Regions from separate parts of the Homo sapiens genome. Here region 1 is linked to region 2. A link is an interaction called in ENCODE POLR2A ChIA-PET data of the cell type or tissue named here. Cell type or tissue: CD4-positive, alpha-beta T cell. All regions are shown on one strand. Each heading gives the region's core, and the rest is flanking DNA. Links, peaks and the distances in the headings are about the cores only. Region 1 has its middle 10 kb from the start of ZNF484. Region 2 overlaps SUSD3 (sushi domain containing 3).

Region 1 (10,096 bases), core at 4,817-7,316, 180 kb after region 2:
TGGCTGGATAAAGCCTGCTGTGGATGTCTTTATATTCAAAGATTGATGATGCAATTTGAATATGTATCCCCACCAAATCTCATGTTGAATTATATTTCCTAATGTGGAAGGTGGATCCTGGTCTAAGGTGATTGAATCCTGAAGGCAAATTTCTCATGAATGGTTTAGCACAATCCTCTTGCTACTGTCCTCACAATCATGAGTGACTTCTCATGAGACTTGGTCATTGAAAACTCTATGTCACCTCCCTACTCTGCGTGTTTTCCTCTTGCCATGTGAGACAACTCTCTCTCTCTTCACCTTGCACAAAGATTGAAAGATTTCTGAGAACTCCCAGAAGCAGAAGCCAATGCTTCTGTCTACCCTGTCTACCCTGCAGAACCATGAGCCAATTAAACCTCTTTTTCAAAATGAATCATACAGAAAATGGCAAATGAGGACTGGAGCATTGCTATAAAGATACCTGAAAATGTGGAAGCAGCTTTGGAACTAGGTAATGGACAGAGGTTGGAAGAGTTTGTAGGGCTCAAAAGAAGACAGATAGATGAGAAAATGTTTGGACCATCTTAGATTGGTTAAATGGTTGTGACAAAAGTCCTGACAGAAACATGGACATTGAAGGCCAGGCTGAGGAGGTCTCAGATAGAAATAAGAAGCTTTCTGGGAAATGTCTTCCTTTTGGATATGGAAAGCTTACACAATGCCTGTACCATCATTGTACCTTAGAAGCAGTGAACTTGCTTTTTATTTCAGAGGCTCATAGGAAAAAGAGACTGTAGCCTTGACTCAGATGAGACTTTGGACTTTGTAACTTTTAGTTAATGCTGAAACGAGTTAAGACTCCTGCTGGCAAGGCATGATTGTATTTTGCAATGTGAGAAGGACATGATGTTTGTGGGGTCAGGGATAGAATAATAGGGTTTGTCTCTATGTCCCTATCAAAACTCATGTGGAACTATACTCCCTAACATTAGAGGTGGGGCCTAGGTAGAAAAAAATTTAGTCATAAAATGGTGCGGGAAGATCCTTCACGAATGATAAAGCACTGGGAGTGGGGAGTCGCCTGCTGCAGAGGCACAGCCCCATGGACAACCTCTACTAGGGCAGTGCACCTGTGGCTTTGCAAGTTTTAGCCCCACGGCTGCTCTCATGGACTGGGCTAGTGTTGAGTGCCTGTAGCTTTTCCACACTGAGGGTGCAAGCTGTTGGTGGGTCTATGAATCTGGCTCTGCCTCTGCAGCAGGCTTCTGCCTGGAAACGGTGGGAGGTGGAGGTGGGTGTGGGGGGGCGGATCCTTCACCAGTGGTTAAGCACCATCTTTTTGATGCTGACCTTGTGATACAGAGTTCTGATGAGATCTGGTTGTATAACAGGGTGTGGGACCTCTTTCCTTTCTCAGTCTTGCTTCTACTCCTGCCATATGAAGCATCTCCTTGCCCGTTGGACTTCTGGTATGATTGGGAGGCTTCCTGAGTCCTCCTAGAAGCAGAAGCCAGTATGCTTCCTTTACAGCCTGCAGAACTGTGAGCCAATTACACCTCTTTTCTTTATGATTATACACAAAATTAGTGCTGTGAAGTGGAGCTATGAAATGCCTTCAAGGCCTTTTCCCCATCGTCTTAGCAATCAACACTCAGCTTCTTTTCATGCAAATATCTGAAGCCTTCATGAATTTTCCCCCTGAAAATGGACTTTTCTTCTTTTACCACATTACCAGGCTGTGACAAAGATATCTTGAGAATGTAGAAGCAGGTTCAGAAGTGGGTAAAAGACAGAGGTTGGGAGAGTTGAGAACGCTTAGAAAACAGCAAGATGAGGAAAAGTTTGGACCACTGAAAAGAATTGTTAAATACTTGTGATCAGAAGGCTGACAGAAAGATGGACAGTGAAGGCCAGACTTAAAAGGTCTCAGATGAAAATGAGGAATTTCCTGTGAACAGGAGCCACAGTTACATTTGATTGGCCTTAACAAAGAACGTGGCTGCATGGTGACCCTGCCCTGGAGATCTGTGAAACTATGAACTTGGGGGTGATAATTTAGGATGTATCTGATGGAATGAACATGTAGGCAGCATAGCTCCAGAGGTGTCCTGTCCGCGTTGAACAGCCTGTGTTCTTATGTGCGACCTAAGAAATGACCTCAAGTTGCAACTTCTATTTAAATGAGAAGCAGAGCTCAAAAATTTAAAAAATTTGCAGCCTAGCCAAATGGTCAAAAAGAAAAGCTGATTTTCAGGAGGAAAATTAGGGAACATTTAGAGTATTTGCATAAAAAAGAGCCCAGTGCAAATAGCCAAGTCAATGGGGAAAAGGCCTTGAAGGCATTTCAGAGACCTTTGCAGCAACTCTTGCTGTCACAGGCCCTGCGGCCTAGAAGAGAAAAATGGTTTCCTGGGCCAGCTCCATGGCCTCCCTGCTGTGTGCATCCTCAGGACACTGCTGCCTGCATCCGTGCAGCTCCAGCTCCAGCCATGGCTGAAAGATGCACAGGTACAGCTTGGGTCACTGCTTCAGAAGTGGCTCCAAGCTTTGATGGCTTCCACATAGTGTTAAGCCAGCAAGTGCACAGAGCAAGAGACTAGAGGCTTGGGAGCCTGCGTCTAGACTCCAGAGGATGTACAGAAAAGCCTGGGTGTCCAGGCGGAAGCCTTTCCAAGAGGTAGAGCCTCATGGAAAGTTTTACTAAGGCAGCAAAGAATGGACATATTGGATTGAAGCCCTCACACAGGGAGGCACCATCCTCCAAACCCCAGATTCATAGACCCACCAACAGCTTACCCCCTCTCTGTGGAAAAGCTACAGGCACTCAACACCAGCGCTGTCCATGAGGGCAGCAGTGGGGACTGATCACTGCAAACCCACAGGTGCATATCTGCCCAAAGCCTTGGGAACCCAGCCCTCACACCCCTGTGCCATGGATGTGGGACAAGGATTCCAAAAGGATGATTTTGGAGCTGTAGGATTGAATGACTGGCCTGCTGCATTTTGGACGTTCATGTATCCTGTGAGTCCCATCAGTGTTTGTTTTTCTTTCAGGCAATTTTTCTTCTATTGGCTGGGAATGCTTACCCATTGCCTGTACAATCATTGTACCTTGGAAGTAGTTAACTTGCTTTATAATTCAGAGGCTTATGGGCAGAAGGGACTGTATCCTTGTCTCAGATAAAACTTTGGGCTTTGGACATTTGCTGGAATGAGTTAAGATTTGGGGGACTGTAGGGAAGGCACCATTGTATTTTGCAATGTGAGAAAGACATGAGATTTGAGTGGGCAGGGACAGAATAATATGACTTGGCTCTGTGTCCCACTAATGTGGAACTATAACGGGAAATGTTAAAGGTGGGGGCTGGTGGAAGGTGATTTAATCATGGTGGAGAGTGGAGGTTGGAAGGTGGGGGTGTCAGGGAGAATTGGGGGGAATTATGGTGGCATTGGGGGTGAAAGACAGGGGTGGGGGCAGATCCTTCACAAATGGTTAAATACCATCTCCTTAATGCTGTCCTTCTGATAGTTCTCGTCATAATTTCGTAGCTGTGAGATTGAATACTGGTCTGCTGGGTTTTGGATGTGCATTGGGCCTGTGGTCCCATTTGTGTTATTTTTCTGGGAAATTTCTTCCCTTTGGATTAAGAAAGCTTACCCAATGTCTGTACCATCGTTGTACCTTGAAAGAAAAGAACTCCGTTTTAACTTCAGGGACTCATAGGCAGAAGATACTGTAGCCTTGTCTCGGATGAGACTTTGAACTTTTTATAGTTGAGTTAGTGCTGGAATGAGTTAAGGCTTTTGGAAACTTTTGAAAAGGCATGATTGTATTTTACCCTGTGAGAAGAACCTGAGATTCAGAAGGGTCAAGGTCGGAATAATATGGTTTGGCTGTGTTTTGCTAGAAAAACTCATGTGAAATTGTAATCCCAAATTTGGGTGGTGAAGCCTGGTGGGAGGTGATTTAATCATGAATGGGAGGAGGGTGGGGGTGTAAGGAGAAAGGGGTGGGGAGGGTGGGGAGGAGTAGCCTGGCCGTAGTGTGGTGGGAGGCTGGTGGGTAGTAGGAAGGGGGAGTAACCTGCTGCAGAGGCAGAGGCTCATGGGAAACCTCTACTAGAACAGTGCACCTGTGGCTTTGCCGGCTTTAGCCCTCATGGATGCTTTCATGGGCTGGGCTGGTGTTAAGTGCCTGTACCTTTTCCATACTGAGGGTGTGGGTTGTTGGTGGGTCTATGTCTCTAGGATGATGGCCTGCTGCATGGGGCCTTCAAGCCCATATGTTCCTTCTGCACTGCCCTAGTAGAGGTATTCCAAGTGGCTCTGCCTCTGCATCAGTTTTCTGCCTGGAAACAGTTGGGGGTGGAGGTGAGTGGGGTGGTGGATCATTCACCAATGGTTAAGCACCTTCTTCTTGATGCTGACCTTGTGATACTGAGTTCTCATGAGATCTGGTTGTATAACAGGGTATGATATCTCTTTCCTCTCTGTCTTGCTCCTACTCCTGCCATATGAAACATTTTATTGCTGCTTGTCCTTCTGGTATGATGGGGAGGCTTCCTGAGTTAGTTAGCCTAGCCAACTAAATCCCTTTTGTTATGATCATACAGAAAATTAGTACTGCGAAGTGAAGCTATGAAATGCCTTCAATGACTTTTCCCCACCGTGTTCTCTGTTAACACTGGTCTTCTTTTTAATGCAAATATCTGAAGTCTTCTTGAAGTTTGCTCTGAAAATGGCCTTTTTTCCTTCTACATTGCCAGGCTGTGACAAAGATAGCTGAAAATATAAAAGCAGGTTCAGAAGTGGCTAACAGCCAGAGGGTGGAGAGTTTGGAGGACTTGGAAGAAGACAGGAAGATGAGGGAAAGTTTGGACCATTGTAGAGACTTGTTAAACAGTTGTGATTAAAATGCTGACAGAAAGAGGGACAGTGAAGGCCCTCATTGTTGCACCGGACACTTTTCAAGGTCTGTTGATCAATTTCTCTGTCTCTGATGGGACAACTCTGGCTCTTGAGGGTGGCTTGCTGACTGCTGGCTGCATAGCTCAGCATTCTGCTGTGTTCTGAGTAGAAGGGGTGCCTGTGGTTGCAGGGAAATCCACAGACTGGGGCTTGAAACTGCTGTTGGTGCTGATTTACCTTCGAGGCATGGCGCACATGGCAAAGTGGTATTTTCTCCTCCAGTATCTGTCCAACTGCTGTCATGAGCCGCTGAGCTTCAGCACTGCTGCTGTACATGCATGATCAGTTTTTTACTGGCTTTTGGCTCTCAGCAGTGACTGGTGCTGGCTTGCTTTTTTTCTCTGATAAAAACCTCTGAAAAAATTGCTTGATGTTTTCTCCAAAGTGGCTTATTGAAGGAGGCTGTTTCTTTGATGGCAGTAGCTGGATGCCTTCATTCTGATGGGTGTGTTCTGTCTTCCGTCTTCCTGCCCGGGGTAAGTTGAGGAGTCCTCAGTCCTTGAAACATTTCTTCATGTTTTTCTAAGTTGGGCTTCCTAGGGTTCTCCCTCTTGTGAGTAGGGGGAAACATTGGCCTTTGGCTCTGGCATGAACCTTGACAGTTTGGGTTCCTGGGCTCCTTGTGCCCCTGCCCCGGGTTGCTCCTTCTGGCTGCCATGAGGTCACGTAGCTCCTGGGAAGCCCGCATGTTCCCAGTAGGCGTGCTCTGGAGATGGCTCTGGGGCACTTGAGAAGCCAAATTCTCTGAAGCATGGGGCACAACAGATGCTTGCCCATCTGGAAGGAACACAACAGCGGCAGAAACTTGAGGCTGGGTCTCTGACTTCGTGGCCATTCCAGGCTCAAATTCACTAACAACCTCCTCCCTAAGACACAGCTTTCTTGGATCTTGGGAGACAGACATTCTAGGGAGGAGAGAGCTTTTGCTGGCCCCTGGAGCCTCGAAACCACGCACATCCTCACTTGTGGTTTGGATGTTTGCCAACATACAGGTTGCCAAGGGGACTCTGGGTTGTGGCACTGCCTCCCTGGTCTCTCCCGCCCTTGAAGATTGGGCTCCTAAGCTCCTGCTCTGCTGGGTGCTGCCTGTGAGGCTGTATGTGAGGGGCTTAGATGGCCACCTGCCCTCCTGTCCAGCTGTAGGAGCCTTCAAGGACCCATGATCATTCCAAGATGGGATCCTTCGTGGGGCCCTCTGGAACTGCTTACATGCAGGTGAGGAGGCCTGAAGCCTCTCTGGCATGTGAACAGATGCTTTGGTCAGCACCTGCTTTCTCAGACTTGCCATTGGTGGCTTTCTAAGGAACGTGGCCACCTCAACTTTTGAGCCAGCCCCAGATTCACAGGTGGCTGAGGAGGGACCGGCAAGCTGTGTATTGCACAAGGATGAAACCAGTTTAAAGCACTGAATGGGCTTGAGGACCCTGAGGGGTGGACCCCACCTGTGTTTGGCCCAAAACCTCAAAATGTGGGCTCCCAGCACCTGTTGAGTACATGGCTCAAGGAAGGAAAGCACCTGGGCTGTGTTCACACAGGCTTTCCCACTTTTGGGGGGTGCTAGATTGCTGGTTTTCATGTGGGTGTTGGACACGGGAAGAGCCTGGTTGACAGCAAGCCAGGATCGATGCATACTCACGGGGATCAAGCCCTCGTTGGTCTGGCCCAACCTCTTACCCATGTGGGCTTTCAGGATGTTTTCTATATGATTCCTGTCCGTGAGTCTTAATAAATCCCTACCGAGTCACTCCTCAAGGGCTTCCTCAAGTTCCTTTCTGACTCTTCAGAGGTCACCCCCAGAGTCTTCCCTGGGAAGCTTTCTATGCCCCTGGATAGATTTTGCGGGGCCTCACCCAGAATTTGCCCCAGATGTGGGCACAGGTCCCTCTCTAGCTGGAACTTCACCTTCTGTGCCTCCTTGCTGCTTTCACCTGTGGACATGGAGGACTGCCAGGACCTGGGTTTGCCCTTCGCCTGACTTTTCCCTGGCAATTCATCCCAAAGCTGCATCAGATCCAGAGACTCTTGAATCTTGCCCTGGTGTTGAATGAACCACTTTTCAATATGTTGCTCTGGAGTTCAGGACTGACTGGAAAGTTCTCAGGCAGAATGGGTGTCCCCTTTCCTGGGGAAGGTTAGGAGTGGAGACACTAAAGATGTCCTGAGATTTTTGGACCCTAGGGGGTAAAGCCAACCCACCTTATAGTTGTTTCCTCAACAAAGGCCATTCAGGGTGCTGAGTTTCAGGTAGGGAGAGAGCTTGCACTTTATTCTGCGACGCAGGGCAAGCTACTCCAGTGTTCTTCATCGGGGATGGAAAAGCAGGAGATAGGACTGGGAAAGAGGATTGAAGATGGGCCTGAGCCATAGGTGTGGGCCGGAATTGGGGTGTGGATGAAATAAAGGGTTGGGACTCAGGCCCCAGATGGGACAGGGGCTGGGCCTGGAAAAGCAGTGGGGACATTGTAGTCTCCCTTTGAATTGGGCAGACATTGGACATTTCATTGATGTAAGGATGTAAGACCCTTACATACAGTCAGTGACCCAGGCATTAGCCACCAGAGATTCACTGTGCAGAGAGGGGAGGCCCCAGAAAAGCTGGCTATAATTCTTCTGAAAACTTTCCTGCAAGAGCCTAGGATCTGAGAGCTTCTGAGGACTGGGCAGCTATTTTGAGTTCTCTCCCATGTTCCAGAAGGGTTTTGGGCTTGTGGTGTCCTGCTCAGCATCCAGTGATTTAACCAAATTCCCCAAAGCATTCAAGTGCTTTTGTGGGCTGTTTTGGAAATCGTCCATCATTTTCTTTTTCCTCTCAAATGTTGATTTCTGTGACTTGTATCCCCACGACATCCTGGCCATCAGAGCTGAGCAAAAATGGTCTACCAGCTTCCATCTGACAGGTCTCTGGTGGGTGGCGGGAAAGATGATCTTGCTGGACTGACGAATTGAAGACGCACCAGGTTCTGGTAGTCTCCTGCCACCAGGAGAAGGCAGAAACTTGACTATTTGAGCCGCCAAGACCTGAGATGGCTGGGACAGAAGCTGCCAAATCCTCACGTGGAGTCAAGCTTTGAGGGACAGTGTCCAGTGGAAGTGCCACTGAGTCACAGTTAGATGGAGTTATCAGAGTGGAGTCCCACAGGGGAGGAGCAGTGAAGCCTTTTGGAGGAGGCGGAGAGCAGGCCAGAGGATCAGGAGTGCGTGGTGGGTGAGGGAAAAGTGCAGGTGGCTCGGGTGAGGGATGTTCTAGGAGAAGGGAAGGTTCTGGTGGCTGGGAGGCACTTAGGGAGGAGACTGAGGTGGTCATTGGGCCTGGTGGTGGGGTGGAGGCCAGATCCTGAGGATGCTTGGTTCAAGGATCCGGGGAAGCTAACAGGGAGAGAATGGGAGCAGCATCTTCTATAGGCTCATGAGAGGACCGGGAGGCTCCATCAGGTGCTCTTTTGCCCACCTCACCTGGGGAGTCTGGACCGGAGAGCTGACCAAAGTCACCTTTTTCAAGGTGTGGCCCTAGGAGGCTGCAGGAGACAGGAGGCACAAGCTGCAGCCAGGAGCAGGTGGATTCGGAGGTCAGAGTGGGCGCTCGGGCCACAGCCCCTCCACCACCCCACACCCTGACTGCCCAATTCTCCTGCTACCCCTTGCCCCAGGCCTTTACTCTCATCCTCTGTCCCCCTGGTCTCCCCATCCCAGGTCAGCTCCAGGCTGCCTATGGCCCTGAGGTCGCATCCCAGCCCTGGTAGGAAGGATGCAGGGAAGGGGAAGTGCCTCACCTCTGCAGTTGTGAAAGCAGGTCCCAAGTCTCCTCCAGGCCTCTCAGGCACTCTCTACAAGCTGGAAATCAGACCGGGTTAGGGCAGTGAGGGAGGGGCCTGGGATCTCACAGGAGGCTGAGTGTATGTTTCTTCAGGGAAGACCATGGGGAATTAGACCCTGGAACCCACCCATCTGTGTCCAAAGCCACATGGCCCCGATGGTAATAGCAAGGCATGGAGGACAGGGCTTTGTCATTCACAAAGGGCTTCCACAAACAGGCCCCCCACCCCCATAGTCCTCACAACTGCCCTGTGTGGAGAAAGGACTGGGGTGGTCTCAAAGAGGAATCAGCCTTAGCAGAGTTGAACAGCTGTTCCCAGGGAGCGGGAGGCCCCCTCAACCCCCTCCGCATCCAGGCAGGCATTGGTCTCCCCAGAACACACACACTGCCCCCTGCTGGGTAACGCTCAGTCCCTGGCCCACCATGGCTTCATTCCGGCATGGAATCTGAGAAGGACCCGGGGTTCTGATTTCCTTCCTAGGAGCCCCCACCTCAGGCTTCTTCAACTGACTTCTTCAGAGTCAGTTCCCTCAGGGACAGACGAGATCAAATTAACTCTAGTGTGCCCTGGCAGAGCCTTACCTCTGAAGACTGTGGTTTTTCATCCTGCCTCTGGGCATCCCCCTCTGCCCTACTGGACACTGGGAGACAAGATGACGCGAGGAGACAAGATGACACTGGGAGACAAGAAATGGCGAGGAGCTAGGACCGGCTCTCCCTCTCCACCCCCAGCCCAGCCGCAGCACTCTGCACTCATGAACCGCATGGCTCTCTCTGTCTTGCTCAGGGAGCTCTGTGTGCTTCCTCCCATTCATGTTTAAATGGATGATAAACTGCTTTTCTTCTTAGAAAAACAGGAAGAGGGGGCCAGGCACGGTGGCTCATGCCTATAATCCGAGCACTTTGTGAGGCCGAGGTGGGTGGATCACCTGAGGTCAGGAGTTTGAGACCAGCCTGGCCATGGTGGAACCCTGTCTCTACTAAAAATACAAAAACTAGCCAGGTGTGGTGGCGGGCACCTGTAATCCCCAGCTACTCAGGACGCTAAGACAGGAGAATAGCTTGAACTCTGGAAGCAAAGGTTGCAGTGAGCAGATATCGCTCCATTTCACTGCAGCCTGCGCAACAGAGTGAGACTCCATCTCAAAAAATAAAATAAAATAAAATAAATAAAAATAACACACACACACACACAGACACACACAGAGGGATTTTCAATATGAGGTCCACCATGGACGCCATCAGTCCCTGTTCCTCTGCTCCTGGAACACCCAGGCTCAGGCCCACAGGCACCACTGAGCTGTCAGGTAGGATTCTGCTTCCCAGGAGACA
Region 2 (10,096 bases), core at 4,209-6,708:
GGCTCAGAGAGGTGGATTCACCTGCCCAAATGCCCACTGATAGCAGGGAGGGAGCCACCACTAGATGCGGTGTCTAAGATTCTTATATTTGTAACATATATGTAATAGGAGATTTGTATCTTCTCTACATAAACAGCACTTATATATTAATAAGCCAATGACAAAAATCACAGCAAAATGTGTAAGTTAGAAAAGAAAAACAAATGGCTCGGCCAGGCATGGTGGCTCATGCCTGTAATCCCAGCACTTTGGGAGGCCGAGGCAGGTGGATCACTTGAGGTCAGGAGTTCAAGACCAGCCTGGCCAACATGGTGAAACCCTATCTGTACTAAAATCAAAAATTAACCGGGTGTGGGTGGCACATGTCTGTAATCCCAGCTACTTGGGAGGCTGAGGCAGGAGAATCGCCTGATCCCAGGAAGCAGAGGTTGCAGTGAGCCAAAATCGTACCACTGCACTCCAGCCTGGGCAACAAAGTGAGACTCCATCTCAAAAAAAAAGAAAAAAAAAAGGAAGAAGTAAAACAATCTCCATTAGATGACATGATTTCGTATATATGTAGAAAAGCCTCAGAAATCCACTAAAAGCTATTATAAATAGAAATTAGTTCAGCAAGGTTGTAGAATACCAGGTCAACATACAGAAGTCAATGTATTTCTGTACAGTAGCAGTGAGCAAATTGAAAATTAAGAAAAACATTTTATACAACAGCATCAAAAAGAATAAATTAGTTATAAATTTAATAACAGAAGTGCAAAACACATACTCTGAAAACTACAAAACGTTGTTGAAAGAAATTAAAGACCTAAATAAATGGGAAAACATCCTATGCTCATGGATCAGAAGACTTAATATTGTTACGATGGCAACATATTATGGTAGTCCGTCCTTATCCTTGTTTTCACTTTCCATGGTTTCAGTTACCGGTGGTTCCACAATCAGAAAATAGTACCTCACAACAGTTGTGTTTTGGGCCATTATTAAGTGAAATGAGAGTTGCCTGAACACAAGCACTGCAGTATCAGGGGGTCTGATAACCCAGAGGGCTACTAAGTGACTGACAGCAATCCCAGGCGGGGTGGAGCGGGATGGGTGAGATTTCATCACAACACTCAGAGTGGCTCACAGTGTAAAACTTACAAATTATCTCTGGAATTTCCCATTCCATCACAAGGCCTATGTTTTTCATCTCACTTCATCTCATCATGTAGGCATTTTATCATCTCACATCATCGCAAGAAGGGTGAGTACCGTCTATTAAGATATTTAGAGAGAGAGAGACCACATTCACATTACTCTTATTATAATATATTGTTATAATTGGTATAACTTATTACTGGTTATCATTAATCTTTCACTCTGTTCAATTTATAAATTAAACTTATCATAGGTACATGTGTTTAGGGAAAAAACAACATATATAGTATCTGAAGTTTCAGGCATGCACTGAGGGGTCCTGGAATGTATCCCCCTTGGATACATTGTATCTACTATATTCACTGTATCTACTGTATTCATTGAATCTACTGTATTCTCCAAACTGATATACAGATTCAACAAAATCTCTATCAGAATCCAGCTGCTTTCTTTCCAGAAATCAACAAGCTGATCTTAAAGCTCATATGGAAATGCAAAAGACCTAGAATAGCCAAAACACTCTTGAAAAAGAACAAAGTTGGAGAGTTCACACTTGCCAATTTCAAAATGTATTACAAAGCTAGAGTAATCAAAACAGTGTGGTACTATCATGAGGACAGACATAAAGGCCAACAGAATAGAACTGAGAGTGCAGAGGTAAACCCTTACATTTATAGTCAAATGATTTTCAACAAGGGTACCAAGACAATTCAATGGGAAAGGAATAGTTTTTCAACAAACTGATGCTGGGACAACTGAAGCTGGACCCCTAGCTCATACCATATGCTAAAATTAACATGAATCAAAGACCTAAAAGTAAGAGCTAAAACTATGAAACTCTTAGAAGAAAACATAGGGAAAATCTTTGTAAACTTAGGCAATGGTTTCTTAGATCTAACACCAAAGACAAACACCAAAAGAAAAATAAAAACAGGACTTCATCAAAATGAAAAATGTTTGTGCTTTAAAGGACATTCAATAAAGTGAAAAGACAACTTACCAATAGGGAGAAAATACTTGCAAATCATGTATCTGATAAGAGGCATGTGTCTAGAACATATAAAGAATTATTACAATTCAATTAGAAGACAACAAAATTGAAAAATGGCCAAAGGATCTGAACAGACATTTCTCTGAAAAAGATAAGTTAGCAGCCAATAAGCACAAGAAGATTCTCAAAATTATTAACCTTCAGGGAAATACAAATCAAAACCACAAGGAAGTCTGTCAAAAAGATAGGCAATACCAATAGCTGGCTGGGCGCAGTGGCTCACGCCTGTAATCCCAGGACTTTGGGAGGCCGAGGTGGCTGGATCACTTGAGGTTAGGAGTTTGAGACCACCCTGGCCAACAGGGTGAAACTCTGTCTCGACTAAAACTACAAAAATTAGCCAGGCGTAGTGGTGGGCCCCTGTAATCCCAGCTACTTGAGAGGCTGAGGCAGGAGTATCACTTGAACCTGGGAGGCGGAGGTTGCAGTCAGCCGAGATCAGGCTACCGCACTCCAGCCTGGGACAGAGCAAGACTTCGTTTCAAGAAAAAAAAAAAAAAAAGACAGACAATACGAAGTGTTAGGAAAAATGTGGAGAAACTGGCACCTCAGAAGCTACTAGTTTGGGAACAGAATGGTGCAACAGCTTTGGAAAACTGTCCGGTGGTTTTTCACACAGTTAAGCACAGAATTACCACATGATCCAGTAATTCCACTGCTAGGTAATCAGCCAAGAGAAATGAAAATACCTGTCTACACAAAAATGGGTACACGAATGTTCACAGCAGCATTATTTGTAATGGCCAGAGAGCTGAAACACCTAAATGTCTGTCAACCAATAAGTGAATAAACAAAATGTGGTTTATCCACACCACAGAGTACTATTAAATCATCAAAAGGCATGAAGTGCTGATCCATGTTACAACATGGATAAACCTTGAAAACACTGTGTTAAGTGAAAGAAGTCAGACACAAAAGGTCACATGTCATATGATGACACTCATATGAAATGTCCAGAACAGGCAAATCCAGAGACAGAAAGCAGATTAGTGGCTGTCAGAAGCTGGGGGAAAGGGAAAACTGGGAGATGGCTGCTAAGGGGTATGGGATCTTCTTATGCAGTGATTAAAAACATTATAAAATTGACTGGAGTGGCTGGGTATGGTGGCTCACACCTGTAATCCCAGCACTTTGGGAGGCCAAGGCGGTCAGATCACCTGAGGTCAGGAGTTCCAGACCAGCCTGGCCAACACGGTGAAACCCCATCTCTACTAAGAATACAAAAATTAGCTGGGTGTGGTGGTGCACGCCTGTAATCCAGCTACTCAGGAGGCTGAGGCAGGGGAATCGCTTGAACCCGGGAGGCGGAGGTTGCAGTGAGCCAAGATTGTGCCACTGCACTCCAGCCAGGGCAACAGAGTGACTCCGTCTCAAAAAATAAAATAAAATAAAATAAAATTGACTGGAGTGATGGTAGCACATATCTGTGAATGTACAAAAGCTACTGAGTTCTATGATTTAAAAAGGTAAATTGTATGGTATGTGAATTATGGCCCAGTAAAGCTGTTTAAAAAATCAGGGGGAAAATATGTCAATTAAAGAAATACACATTTAAAACTGAAGATACTTGGCCGAGCACGGTGGCTCATACCTGTAATCCCAGCACTTTGGGAGGCTGAGGCAGGCGGATCATGAGGTCAGCAGTTTGAGACCCGCCTGACCAATATGGTGAAAACCTGTCTCTACTAAAAATACAAAAATTAGCTGGGCGTGGTGGCGTGCGCCTGTAGTTCCAGCTACTCAAGAGGCTGAGACAGAAGAATCCCTTGAACCTGGGAGGTGGAGGTTGCAGTGAACTGAGATCATGCCACTGCACTCCAACATGGGCGACAGAGGGAGACTCCATCTCCAAAAAAAGAAAAAGCAACTGAAGATACTTTTTTTGCTTCTTATCTCTGTCAGGGTTAAAAAGATCAGCCCTTCAGATTGAGGAGGCTGCAGAGGAGGGGTGCACAATTTCTAGGGGCGGTACACAGAGTGGGGAGGGCCTGAGGAGCTGCCCTGCCCTTCAGGGGGATGGAGGGCATGGTGGGCAGGACTGAGATCAGCAGGAGGCAGAACCTCCCAGGGATGCTGGGCGGATGACAGCTGACGCTGAGCATACCTGTGTGCCAGGTACAGCTCTAACCCCTGGCCTGGGCTATTTCCTATAACCCTGGGCTGACTCTCGCTGGCCTTGGGTCACCTAGCTCCCAGTGGCACAGCTAGGACTTGAATTCTGTCTCCAGGGTTGGGCTCTCCGTCAACTACCAAGCTCCATATCTGGAGACATCAGTGCAGGAATGAGTGAATGAATGAATGCAAGAACAAAGGAATGGAGGACTGGCAGCCTCACCTCACAGGCAAGAGTCGTGATCAGCACTCCCCAAGGGCCAGGGACCACTTTGCTTTTTCAGGATCTTGGGATCTGTATATGCACTGTCCTTCTGGCCAAGGAGGTGGCTATGGGATTCTGGAGCCCTGGCAGACACAGCAGGGCAGCCACGGGCTGGCCACGTGGCCCCCTCCCCAGGGCCGCCAGGCAGCCAACACTTCCCAGTCCTTAATTTAGAGCTGCGACTTCTGCATTCCTCTGTGGCTTCCCAGCCCACTGCGGCCCTTGCAGAGAGGAGGCCCCACCAGCCAGAGGTTTGGGAGTAGCCGTTGGCGGATGGGAGGAGAGGTTGGCGAGGGTGAGTGTGTCCAGCACCCACAACAGCGCCTGGTTGAGTGTCTGCCCAGTGAGAGGATGAATGGATGAACGTGAATTCATTCTTTAAAAATAAAACTAGAACTTCATTAGAATAATGAGATGCCTGGAGGGGTGGACCAAGGGATGGAGACAGATGTGAGAAAGCAGGCACAGCGAAATGCGAAGGGTGGAATCAAGCTGGTGCGTGTCCAGGCATAAAATTCTTTCAACTCTGCTGCACGTTCAAAAGAAAAATGCTGGCGGAAGACCTTGAGCATCCCCACTGCTGACATGTAACTGATCCCCTGGGCACATCCCCTTCCCACCCACCAGGGTCCCAGGGAAGGGGTGGCCATACCACTCCCCATCCAGGACCCAGACATTTAACCACTGCTGAGCGGTCTGGGCACTGGGCTGATCCCTAGGACTTATTCTACTGAGACTGTGTGTCACCGCGGGGACATAGCTTTCTCTCAAACAAGACGGATGTGACCGCCAGGGCCTCCCATGCACTCAAGGCAGCCAGGACCAGCTCTGGAGCCAGAGGACCTGGGTTTGAGGGTAGGCCCGGCCTTTCCAGAAGACCCCAGTCACTTCTCCACCCTGGGCCTGTGTCTCCACCTACAAATACCACAACAGGCAGGGTGGGGCGAGGACTGGATGAAATGATGATCATCCCAGCAAGGCCACCTCCACAGCTGACTTCCTCTAAGTGTGTTTTAGAAGGAGCAGCTCCTCCCCCTGCCCGCCCGTGTGTTGTGCTGAGCCCTGTGGGGAGCTCATGACTAGCCATGTCTGAGGTTGACCAGTCGGCTCTCACCTAGCTATGTCTGAGGTCGACCAAGGTCTTGTCTTGGTTCACACTTCATCTGCCAAAAGCCACATCCTGTGTTCTCAGCCGCCAGGTTCTGCTATAGTGAGGGCTCTTGTCCTCAGACAGCAACTGCAGGTGGTGGATTACATGTCACAGTGACAGGCATCAACAGCAGGCAAGCTGTTCCCAGCATCCCCTTCCCAGCATCCCCAGAGCCTGTCCTGCCTGCATCATTGAGCCTCACAGACGTGGGGGATAAAGGGTGAAGTCGGCTGGGTGCGGTGGCTCACGCCTGTACTCCCAGCACTTTGGGAGGCCAAGGTGGGCAGATCACAAGGTCAGGAGATCAAGACCATCCTGGCCAACATGGTGAAACCCTGTCTCTATTAAAAATACAAAAAGTAGCTAGGCGTGGCGGTGTGCACCTGTAGTCCCAGCTACTTAGGAGGCTGAGGCAGGAGAATTGCTTGAACCAGGAGGCAGAAGCCGCAGTGAGCCAAGATCACGGCACTGTACTCTAGCCTGGTTGACAAAGTGAGACTCTGTCTCAAAAAAAAAGGTGAAGTCACCACCCACAACCAAAGAAAGGGGACCAGCCAGCGAGGTAACACTGACCTACAAGAAGTCCGGGATGCGCCGTCAAATTAAAAACTCAAATAAAAGTATAGAACGATTTGGAATACAAGCCCAGTAAAACTGATGCCAGCCCAACTGTCCATGAGCAGAGAAGGATGGTGCCTGGTGGGGCTGGGGGGCCTTAAACGCAGTCCTGGCCTCAGACCCTGCATTTGTAGCCAGCTGACCAGAAGAAGGGTCTCATGCCCAGGTCCTAATGTAAGTGCACTGCTGGAATGGCTTTCCTTTATAAGTCAAGCAGAGGGTCTGGGGGAAGTAACTGGTAGGAGGGAGGGTAGGGTGAGTCCTTGCTCAAGGCTCACAGCCCTGACCTGCCTCCTCAGGGTGGCCAAGAGGTCCAACCTCCTTTAAGCCCTCAGCCAAGGGGGCACAGGGAGGCAAAGTCATGTTCCTGTGGCCTCTCTTGCTGCAGGGGCCACAGAAAGAGAAGCCACTGACCGGCAATGCCCCCTCTTAGCCCCCAGTTGGGTGGGCAGGCTTCCTGGAGGGCTAACCAGTAGGTTCCTGGGGTCTGATCCTGACAAGACCCATCCCAGCAGCAGGTCTTGGACCTGAATTTCTCACCTGGCTCAGCCTCAACTTCCCCGTCTGCAAAACTGGTGACTTGCCCGCCTGGGGTCTGGGAAGAGCAGGACTGCCCTATGGAGATCTTGGAGCAGGATCTGGTGCACAGGATCACTCCCTAGGTCAGGGCTTGAGCAGCCCAGGACATGAGCCCTACTGGGGCCCTGGGCCTCAATCCCCAAGGTCCATGGAACACAGGGAAACTTCAGCCCTTAGCCCTTGATCCCCAAGGTCTGCAGCATACAGGGGACCTTCAACCCTCCAGGCCCCAGTGGGGTCTCCTGTACTCCTTTCCTGAGCCTGGGAGGCCAGGAAACACTTTCTCTGGGCTGGCTCCATTTTCCAGATGAGGAAACTGAGGCCCACAAACCTGCCCAAGGCCCCTGGCTGCATGATGGCAGTGCCAAGAGTAGGAGGCTGGACTCCTGTCCCCTTGGGGTAGCCCTTTCCATAGGATTCACAGCGAACTCACAGCCAGGATTCCGTAGGATTCACAGCGAACTCACAGCCAGGATGGGGCAGGCAGGCAGCACAGTGCCAGGAGCTATGGTCTACAAAGTCTCTACCTGCACCCAACTCCCAGGGACATTCCAAGAAATCACCAAGGCATGAGGATGGAGCTGGTGGATCACCCTTGTCTCTAACCACCGCACAGCCAAGTCCTGCTCACACAGAGACTCCCGGACTCCCAGGGGACCCAGGGCCACCCCTCACTGACCTCCTGAGCCCCTCCCCATGCCTGATGCATGAGAGGCAGATCCCATCTGTCCCCTGTCCCCTCCCCTGCTTCAAATACTCATGAACTCCCAGCTGCCTGCAGATGGCCCTCCTGTGCCTCACCCCTGCAGAGGACCCCACACCCCAGCTGTCTTTGAGGATGTCTGTTCCCTAAAGCTGGAGGCAGAGGCCTTGCCTCTCTGGATCCGTCCTGCCCTCCAGCCCCATCCTACCCACCTGCTGTTCCCCAGCCCATGGTTGTGGCTGCCCTTGGTCTGCCAGCCTAGTGCTGGGGCATTTCTTACCTGGCACCCTTTAGATCCCTTTGCATGTAAATCTTAAAGAAGAGGGAAAAACAACAGAAAACGGATTTGATGCAAACAAGATACAAAATAAAAACACACGAGGCCCTGCCTGGCCCTCCCACGGCTCAGGGGCAGGTGGAGAGGACCAATGGGTACCTCAGGGCCACACCTGTGTGATGCCTGAGCGGCCCTCAGCCCACATGCCGCGCCTGCGCCTCTGCCTGGCCACCTGCTGCAGCTGCGCTTCCTCCCTCCCTGGCCTTATGTACGGAGGGGGCCAAGCCTGACCGGGTGGATTCTCATCCTCCCAGCCTGTGAGGCCAGCCGGGCGTCTGAGAACAATCCGTACTTGTTAATCTTTTATCTGGAACCTTGGACCTCAGGTCGGCCCCTCCATCCTCCCTCCTGGGATTCGCCACACAGCCCCTATAACCTGACCTCGCCTGCTGTGGGATTAAGTAACTATGTTCCCTTTTATGCTGGCTGAGGCTGTGGGAGAGAGTGACAGAGGCAGGCTGCTGAACCCAGTCTCACCTAGACTCGATCCCCACCTGCCAGTGAGTCCCTGTGTGACCTCAATCTGGGTCTCAGTTCCCCCAAATGTGAAACAGGAACCTTCAGGAGGAATTTCTCAGAGTTTAAAGGGGGTGACTTTTGCACACAGAGGTGCTTTGAGAACAGGACCCCCAAGACCCTGGCAGTGGGGACAGGCCTGGCCCCAACACTACATGTGGGTGTCCCACAGCCCTGGCTGTGTGTCTTCAGGTAAGTCACTTGCCCTCTCTGAGCCCATCTCCACATGGAGGGTGAGCACAGGCTTCAGAGCCACTTCTGCCTTCCATCTCCAGGCTGAGCAGCAGGGTGGCCTCAGGATGTGGAAAGCACACAATCCTCCATAAAAGAGCTGGGCTAATTCCAAATGAGGAACATGTACTCCCACATCCCTGGTGGAAAACCGAGGGTCCGGGAACCTATGCCTTCTACCAGCAGCTCTTTCGATGCCAATGGGTGGCAGGAGGCCATAGCCAGGCATCACAGGGTGTGTCTGCCTTGCTTTGATTTACACATGCATTCACGGGGTCTCAGTTTCTCCTCTGTAAAATGGACACAGTCCAGTTCTGGGGCAGGAGTTCAGGGGTGAAGCCAAGAAGGCACCAGCAGAGCATGCCTCCTGCTACCCCCTCTCCAGGCCCTTCCTCCAAGGCCCTTCCACGGATGCCAGGGGGGTTACCTACAGCCACTGGAACCCTGCTTTCCTGGACAATCTCCCAGATCAGGGAGTGCTGGGGCTGACCTGGGAGCAGGGCCAGGGGCCAGTCATACAACAAACATGATAAACTCCTACTCTGAGCTAGTCTCCCCCGCGCCCTGCCCTTCTCCCAGGGCGCTCATGGGAGATGAGGGAAGACCACTTCCTGCCTCTCAGGAAGATCAGTCTGTCCACACTACTGTGCTCTTCATATCTACTCTAGGAAAACCAGTGGTAATGGCCCCATTTTAAAGATGGTGGGAAAAACACACATCCCCGTGCTATGTTTTTGGTTTTTGTTTTGTTTTGAGACAGAATCTCGCTCTGTTGCCCAGGGTGGAGTGCAGTGAGGTGATCACAGCTCACTGTAGCCTCGAACTCTGGACGAAAGCAATCCTTCCACCTTTCAGCCTCCCGAATAGCTGGGACTACAGGCGCATGCCACCATGCTCAGCTAATTTTTTTTTTGCATTTTTTGTAGATACGGGGTCTTGCTATGTTACCCAGGTTGGTTTCGAGCTCCTGGACTCAAGCAATCCGCCCACCTCAGCCTCCCAAAGTGTGGGATTAGAGGCATGAGCCACCACTCCTGGTCAGTGGTGTTTTAGTGTCAAATCCTCTCCAAAGGCTCCCAACCCCCCAGCCTCTAACTTCACAGCACATTTCACAGAGCAAGAAACTGAGGTCACATGGCAGGGGAGTGATGGAGTCCAGATGATGGCATCATCCCTGCACCAGAACAAGTACCCTCCCTGGGCTCCACTGGGCCTGTCCACAAGCTTGGGGGCAGGTATACAGTGGGGAAACTGGGGCACATGGGGAAACTGAGGCACAGAGGTACAGCGACTCACCCCAGGTCACAGGGGGGATCCTAACCCAAAACTCCAACAAGGGGGCCAGTGCCTGGGAAGTGGTCATGGTGGTCAGAGGCAGAGCCAGGGCCAGGCAGGAT

What was found. Peaks named below come from ENCODE experiments on the same cell type or tissue, not always from the same donor. Only the 100,000 strongest peaks of a DNase experiment are listed, where the experiment ranks them.
Region 1: POLR2A ChIA-PET joins it to region 2 with 5 read pairs; 2 of 35 experiments call an interaction of 5 or more read pairs at or near these places.

What each region holds. Positions count from the first base shown.
Region 1 is chr9:92,883,251-92,893,346 of GRCh38, reverse strand. It overlaps the pseudogene SPATA31B2P. Among named protein-coding and RNA genes, the nearest start is that of ZNF484, 10 kb to the right of the region's middle. RefSeq lists enhancers at 1,726-2,226, 9,696-10,096. In CD4-positive, alpha-beta T cell, for the core only: no CTCF peak of the experiment used is centred there; DNase peaks (open chromatin) are centred at 5,156 and 5,946.
Region 2 is chr9:93,060,193-93,070,288 of GRCh38, reverse strand. All of the region lies in intron 1 of SUSD3 (sushi domain containing 3), which reads right to left. Among named protein-coding and RNA genes, the nearest start is that of SUSD3, 6.5 kb to the right of the region's middle. RefSeq lists enhancers at 5,600-5,669, 5,700-5,909, 7,456-8,023, 9,414-9,463, 9,532-10,096. In CD4-positive, alpha-beta T cell, for the core only: no CTCF peak of the experiment used is centred there; DNase peaks (open chromatin) are centred at 5,708 and 6,185; H3K4me3 peaks cover 1,796 bases; H3K27ac peaks cover 2,500 bases.